2 separate regions of the Homo sapiens genome follow, and region 1 is linked to region 2. The links are chromatin loops, found by intact Hi-C in ENCODE. Cell type or tissue: gastrocnemius medialis. All regions are shown on one strand. Region 1 overlaps KDM1B (lysine demethylase 1B). Region 2 overlaps KDM1B (lysine demethylase 1B).

What was found. A loop is a pair of places that touch in the nucleus more often than their neighbours do. Peaks named below come from ENCODE experiments on the same cell type or tissue, not always from the same donor. Only the 100,000 strongest peaks of a DNase experiment are listed, where the experiment ranks them.
Region 1: a loop joins it to region 2, with 2.7 times the contacts of the local background. A loop is called at or near these places in 8 of 110 quality-filtered maps.

The regions. Positions count from the first base shown.
Region 1 is chr6:18,216,399-18,218,898 of GRCh38, forward strand. It overlaps KDM1B (lysine demethylase 1B), which reads left to right. Exons shown (of 22, transcript NM_001364614.2): 21 at 1,335-1,487. Among named protein-coding and RNA genes, the nearest start is that of DEK, 47 kb to the right of the region's middle. In gastrocnemius medialis, no CTCF peak of the experiment used is centred here; no DNase peak of the experiment used is centred here.
Region 2 is chr6:18,160,512-18,163,011 of GRCh38, forward strand. It overlaps KDM1B (lysine demethylase 1B), which reads left to right. Exons shown (of 22, transcript NM_001364614.2): 4 at 816-943; 5 at 2,324-2,413. Among named protein-coding and RNA genes, the nearest start is that of KDM1B, 6.3 kb to the left of the region's middle. In gastrocnemius medialis, no CTCF peak of the experiment used is centred here; a DNase peak (open chromatin) is centred at 1,130; H3K27ac peaks cover 1,606 bases.

The DNA of each region.
Region 1 (2,500 bases), 56 kb after region 2:
ATGAGAGGATCTATCTAATGATGCAATCCCTTGCTTGGGGTTTTTGTTCAGAAGTTTGTTTTTTACATTAGTTGTTTGGAACTTAGCTTACCGTTTCTATAGAAATATTGTTTATCGTGTTGCTTGTTGGAGGCCAGCTGACAAATTACAGTCGCTCTCTCTTACTCGAGGCTTTGCTTTCATGGTTTCAGTTACTGTGGTCAACCAAGGTCTGAAAATATTTGATGGAAAATTCCAGAAATAGATTCATAAGTTTTCAGTCATGCACCGTTCTGAAGAGCGTGTCCAGTACCTCCACACTGTAGACATTGCCTGTCCATTAGTCACTCAGGAGTCATCTCTGTTATCAGAGCCATGTTCACATACCTTTTATTTCAGTATAGCGTTATAATTGTTCTATTTTATTATTGTCATTAATCTCTGTACCTAATGTATAAATGAAACTTTATCATAGGTATGAATAGGAAAAAACATAGTGTGTATAGTATTGGTCCTATCCATGGTTTCAGGCATCCCCTGCGGGTCATGGAACATATTCCTGGCGGGGAAGAGGGGACTGCTGTATTTTAAATTGAGTGAATGTGAAACATAACCTTGTATCACTGTTTTGTGGAGAACCCTGTTGAGAATTCCAACCTGTGATCCTGAGACTCCATCCTTCCCTTTTCTTCTTGGGCCAGAGACTCCTTTCTGCTACCACACGATGGAAAAGGGAAGGCCCGAACTCTTAGCCATGGGTGATAGCCCCCAGTAGAGGGAGAGTGTGTCCCGGGCAGAAGGAGGAGGTATAGAAGTGAGGGAATTGTGTGTGGGTGGGGCAGGAAAGAGAGGATAAGACACAAATACCGGCTTGGGTAGATTTAAAGGCAGCAGGAGGAACATCTTGAGAACTACTGTTTCAGAATGATACAGGAATAGACTCAGGTCCTAAACAGGGGGCAAAATGTATGAGTTGGGTTGTACCATGTCTATCTCCCTTCTTTTTTTTTTTTTTTTTTGAGATGGAGTCTGGCTCTGTTGCCCAGGCTGGAGTGCAGTGGCGCGATCTCGGCTCACTGCAAGCTCCGCCTCCTGGGTTCACGCCATTCTCCTGACTCAGCCTCCCGAGTAGCTGGGACTACAGGCGCCTGCCATCATGCCTGGCTAATTTTTCTATTTTTAGTAGAGATGGGGTTTCACCGTGTTAGCCAGGATCGTCTCGATCTCCTGACCTTGTGATCCACCCGCCTTAGCCTCCCAAAGTGCTGGGATGGGACTACAGGCATGAGTCACTGCGCCCTGCCATCTACATCCCTTCTTGATCCTACTTCATAATTCCTTTCTATTGGACATAGGAGGTCCCAGATCCCACAAAGTATTTTGTCACTCGGTGGAGCACAGACCCATGGATCCAGATGGCATACAGTTTTGTGAAGACAGGTGGAAGTGGGGAGGCCTACGATATCATTGCTGAAGACATTCAAGGAACCGTCTTTTTCGCTGGTGAGGTATGGATCTTGATTCCAAACCCAATTATTTGTATTTTGATTTCTGTCTTTCATCTAAAATGATATCTGCCCAGAGTTTAAAAACCAATTCAAATACTGTCAAAAGTCTTATGACCACAGACAGCAGAAGCCTTCTCACCATCCTCTTGCTCCCAGAGGCAGCCGTTTTTAACCTTCCAGCTATTCCTTCTGGACTTCACTTCATATTTTAAAAGTGTTTATATTGCCATCTCTCTTTCTTTTTTGTTTTTTTGAGACAGGGTCTCGCTCTGTGGCTCAGACTGGAGTGCAGTGGTACAGTCCTAGCTCACTGCAGCCTCAAACTCCCAGGCTCAGGTGACCCTCCCACCTCAGCTTCCCAAGTAGCTGGGACTGCAGGCATGTGCCACCAAGCCTGGCTAATTTTTTTTTTATTTTTTGTAGAGACGGGGTCCGCAGTGTTGCCCAGGCTGGCCTCAAACCCGTGGCCTTAAGCAGTCTTCCCACCTCAGCCTCCCAGAGTGTTAGGATTACAGGTGTGAGCCACCATGCCCAGCCTATGATGTCATCTTCTGATTTAACATTAGACAGACATTATTGACTGCCTCCCTATTGGGTTAAAGACTTAGCCCATTTAGTCTCTGCACCATTTGCTCAACATGGTTATTTCACACTTTTCATTAAATTGGTATTGGTATTTACATGGCTGTGTAAATGTCATTTACTGCTGAGCCAAGAAGGTGTCCACTGATACCTTCTTACACAGTTTTCTGTTTTCTTGGCAATTATAATGGCTCCTTTGGTCATTAGCTTAATTCCTTTGGTACCTCTCCCCATGTCTCCCATACCCTGGGTTTGTCTCTCATTTACAGTTGACACTGTCTGAGCTGGCCAGCTAGCTCCAGTCCTTGAAATGTCCCCTTCCTGAGTCCTCTTCCCTCTGCTCTGGTCCACACTGGTTGACCTCTGAGATTACTGCAGAGTGTCCTCCTGGGTCTCTCTAATTTAAATTTAATTTAATTTAATTATTTTAT
Region 2 (2,500 bases):
GTGGATCACAAGGTCAGGAGATCCAGACCATTCTGGCTAACATGGTGAAACCCCGTCTCTACTAAATATGCAAAAAATTAGCTGGGTGTGGTGGCGGGCGCCTGTAGTCTCAGCTACTCGGGAGGCTGAGGCAGGAGAATGGCGTGAACCTGGGAGGTGGAGCTTGCAGTGAGCAGAGATGGCGCCACTGCATTGCAGCCTGGGCGACAGAGTGAGACTCTGTCTCAAAAAAAAAAATAGAGGGTATAACTGCTCTAAATAAAGAAAAAACAAATCTCAATTTGGGGAATGACTTTTTTTTTTTTGACTCATGTCACTTTTTTTTTTTTTTTTTTTCCAGACAATCTCCTCTATCCCCCAGGCTGGAGTACAGTGACACAATCGTGTGTGCCACAATGCCTGGTTGATTTTTTTTTATTTTTAGTAGAGAGGAGGTCTCGGTATGTTGCCCAGGCTGGTCTTGGACTCCTGAGCTTAAGTGATCCTTCCACCTCAGCCACCCAAAGTGCTGGGGATTACAGGCATGAGCCACCACACCCAGCTGATGTCACTTTTTTCTAAGAAAGACTCATATGAATTTAGTTCTTTGCTTAGACATCTGTTGTTAAAATGCTATTTCTATATCTCTAGCAAGTTAGTAAATTACTTGCACAATGCAGTCACCAGGAAATTGCTGTATTGTCATCCCTAACCTACTGCCATGATGTTTTTGACCTTCATGTTTAGAACTCAGCTGTGATTTCAGTAGTGAACCTTCATCCTTAGTCATTTTGCCATCATCAGTGAAATTTTAACATCAGCTGTGACTCCCTTAGGCGAAGAAGAAAGCAACAGAGACAACAGATGAGGATGAAGATGGTGGCTCAGAGAAGAAGTACAGGAAATGTGAAAAGGCAGGCTGTACGGCAACATGTCCTGTGTGCTTTGCAAGTGCTTCTGAAAGGTCTGTTTAGATGTGTGTCTTGGCCTCCCATTTCTGCTTGTGAGAAGTTCTTTGTGGAAACATCATCCTTGTAGATAGTTTTCCTAAAGATAGATACAGATACTATAAGTCATCTAATCTAATAATAGAGACATTGCCCAGACATTCTGTACACACCACACCCTCCTCAAGGCCCTCCCTACTTATCCCTAGCCTACTGGGAGAGGCCACACCCATGTCAATTTTGCAACACAGTGTCCTCAAATCCAGCCAACCATATCTACCTCTCCAAGGGTTGAGGGTGGGATGGTGTATGTCGTGGTGAGACAGTAGAGAGAACTCATGAGCTTTCTGTAGACACCAGTGTTTGTTTACTTTTCGTTGTGTTTTTCTCTCTCATATAACATGCCACCTCTTCCCATACGCACATACAGGTCTCATAGAAACTACAGCTAACTGCAGCCTTGCCATTTTTATTGTGGGGTGACACAAGTATGATCTTCTTTTTTTTTTTCTTTTTTACTTCCAGAGGAAAATATTCAATTAAGGGTTAAGGTTCAATAAAATCGAGAAAACAAATCCTATTTGTTTTTAAACACAAAGAGGGCCAGGCATGGTGGCATGCGCCTGTAATCCCAGCACTTTGAGAGACCAAGATGGGCGGATCAGTTGAGGTCAGGAGTTCCAGACCAGCCTGGCCAACATGGTGAAACCCTGTCTCTACTAAAAATACACAAATTAGCTGGGCACGGTGGCAGAAGCCTGTAATCCCAGCCACTCAGGAGGCTGAGGCATGAGAATCGCTTGAACCCAGGAGGCAGAGGTTGCAATGAGCCTGAGATCGTGCCACTGTACTCCAGCCTGAGTGACAGAGCAAGACTCCATCTCAAATAAATAAAAAAATATTAAAAATAAACACAAAGACGTGGTGATCGTGTTCATAGTGGCATGATTTTTCATTCTCTTGCTATATTATCAACTGTTTGACAAGTTATCTTTGCCAAATTGCCTGCTTGATGTTCAGATTTCAGCTGACCAGATTCCCTCGCTGTTCAGTACTGGGCCCCACGTTATTCTCTCATGTCCACATATGCAGCCTGCAGCAAGCACAGTGGCATCTGTCCTTTTGTGTCATAAAACCCTATCATTGCCCCAAGGAGTCTTCTTAAGACTGCTAAGCCCCAGGCAGCCAGCTAGGTTAGGTCCCATGGCCTAAGTCCCTGCATCCTTCCTGTGTGTTATTATCTACTAGTAATCCATTCCTGTTTCCCCTGTCCTTAAGGGGCTAAGTGGAGATAATGCAAAATGGGTTCATAGATGGTGCTTGCAAGATGTTTTTTAAAAAATGGGAGGAGAAATGTTTATTCATTACCAAAGCTATATGTTTTTCACTATTTTCAGATGTGCCAAAAATGGCTACACCTCCCGATGGTATCATCTCTCCTGTGGGGAACATTTCTGTAATGAATGCTTTGACCATTACTACAGAAGGTATGTTCACTAATTGTGTGAGGTTTCCCTGGAGAAGGGGACCGTGGCAGGGGCAGTGCGTGTGGTCAGCTGATTAAAGCTTAGTCT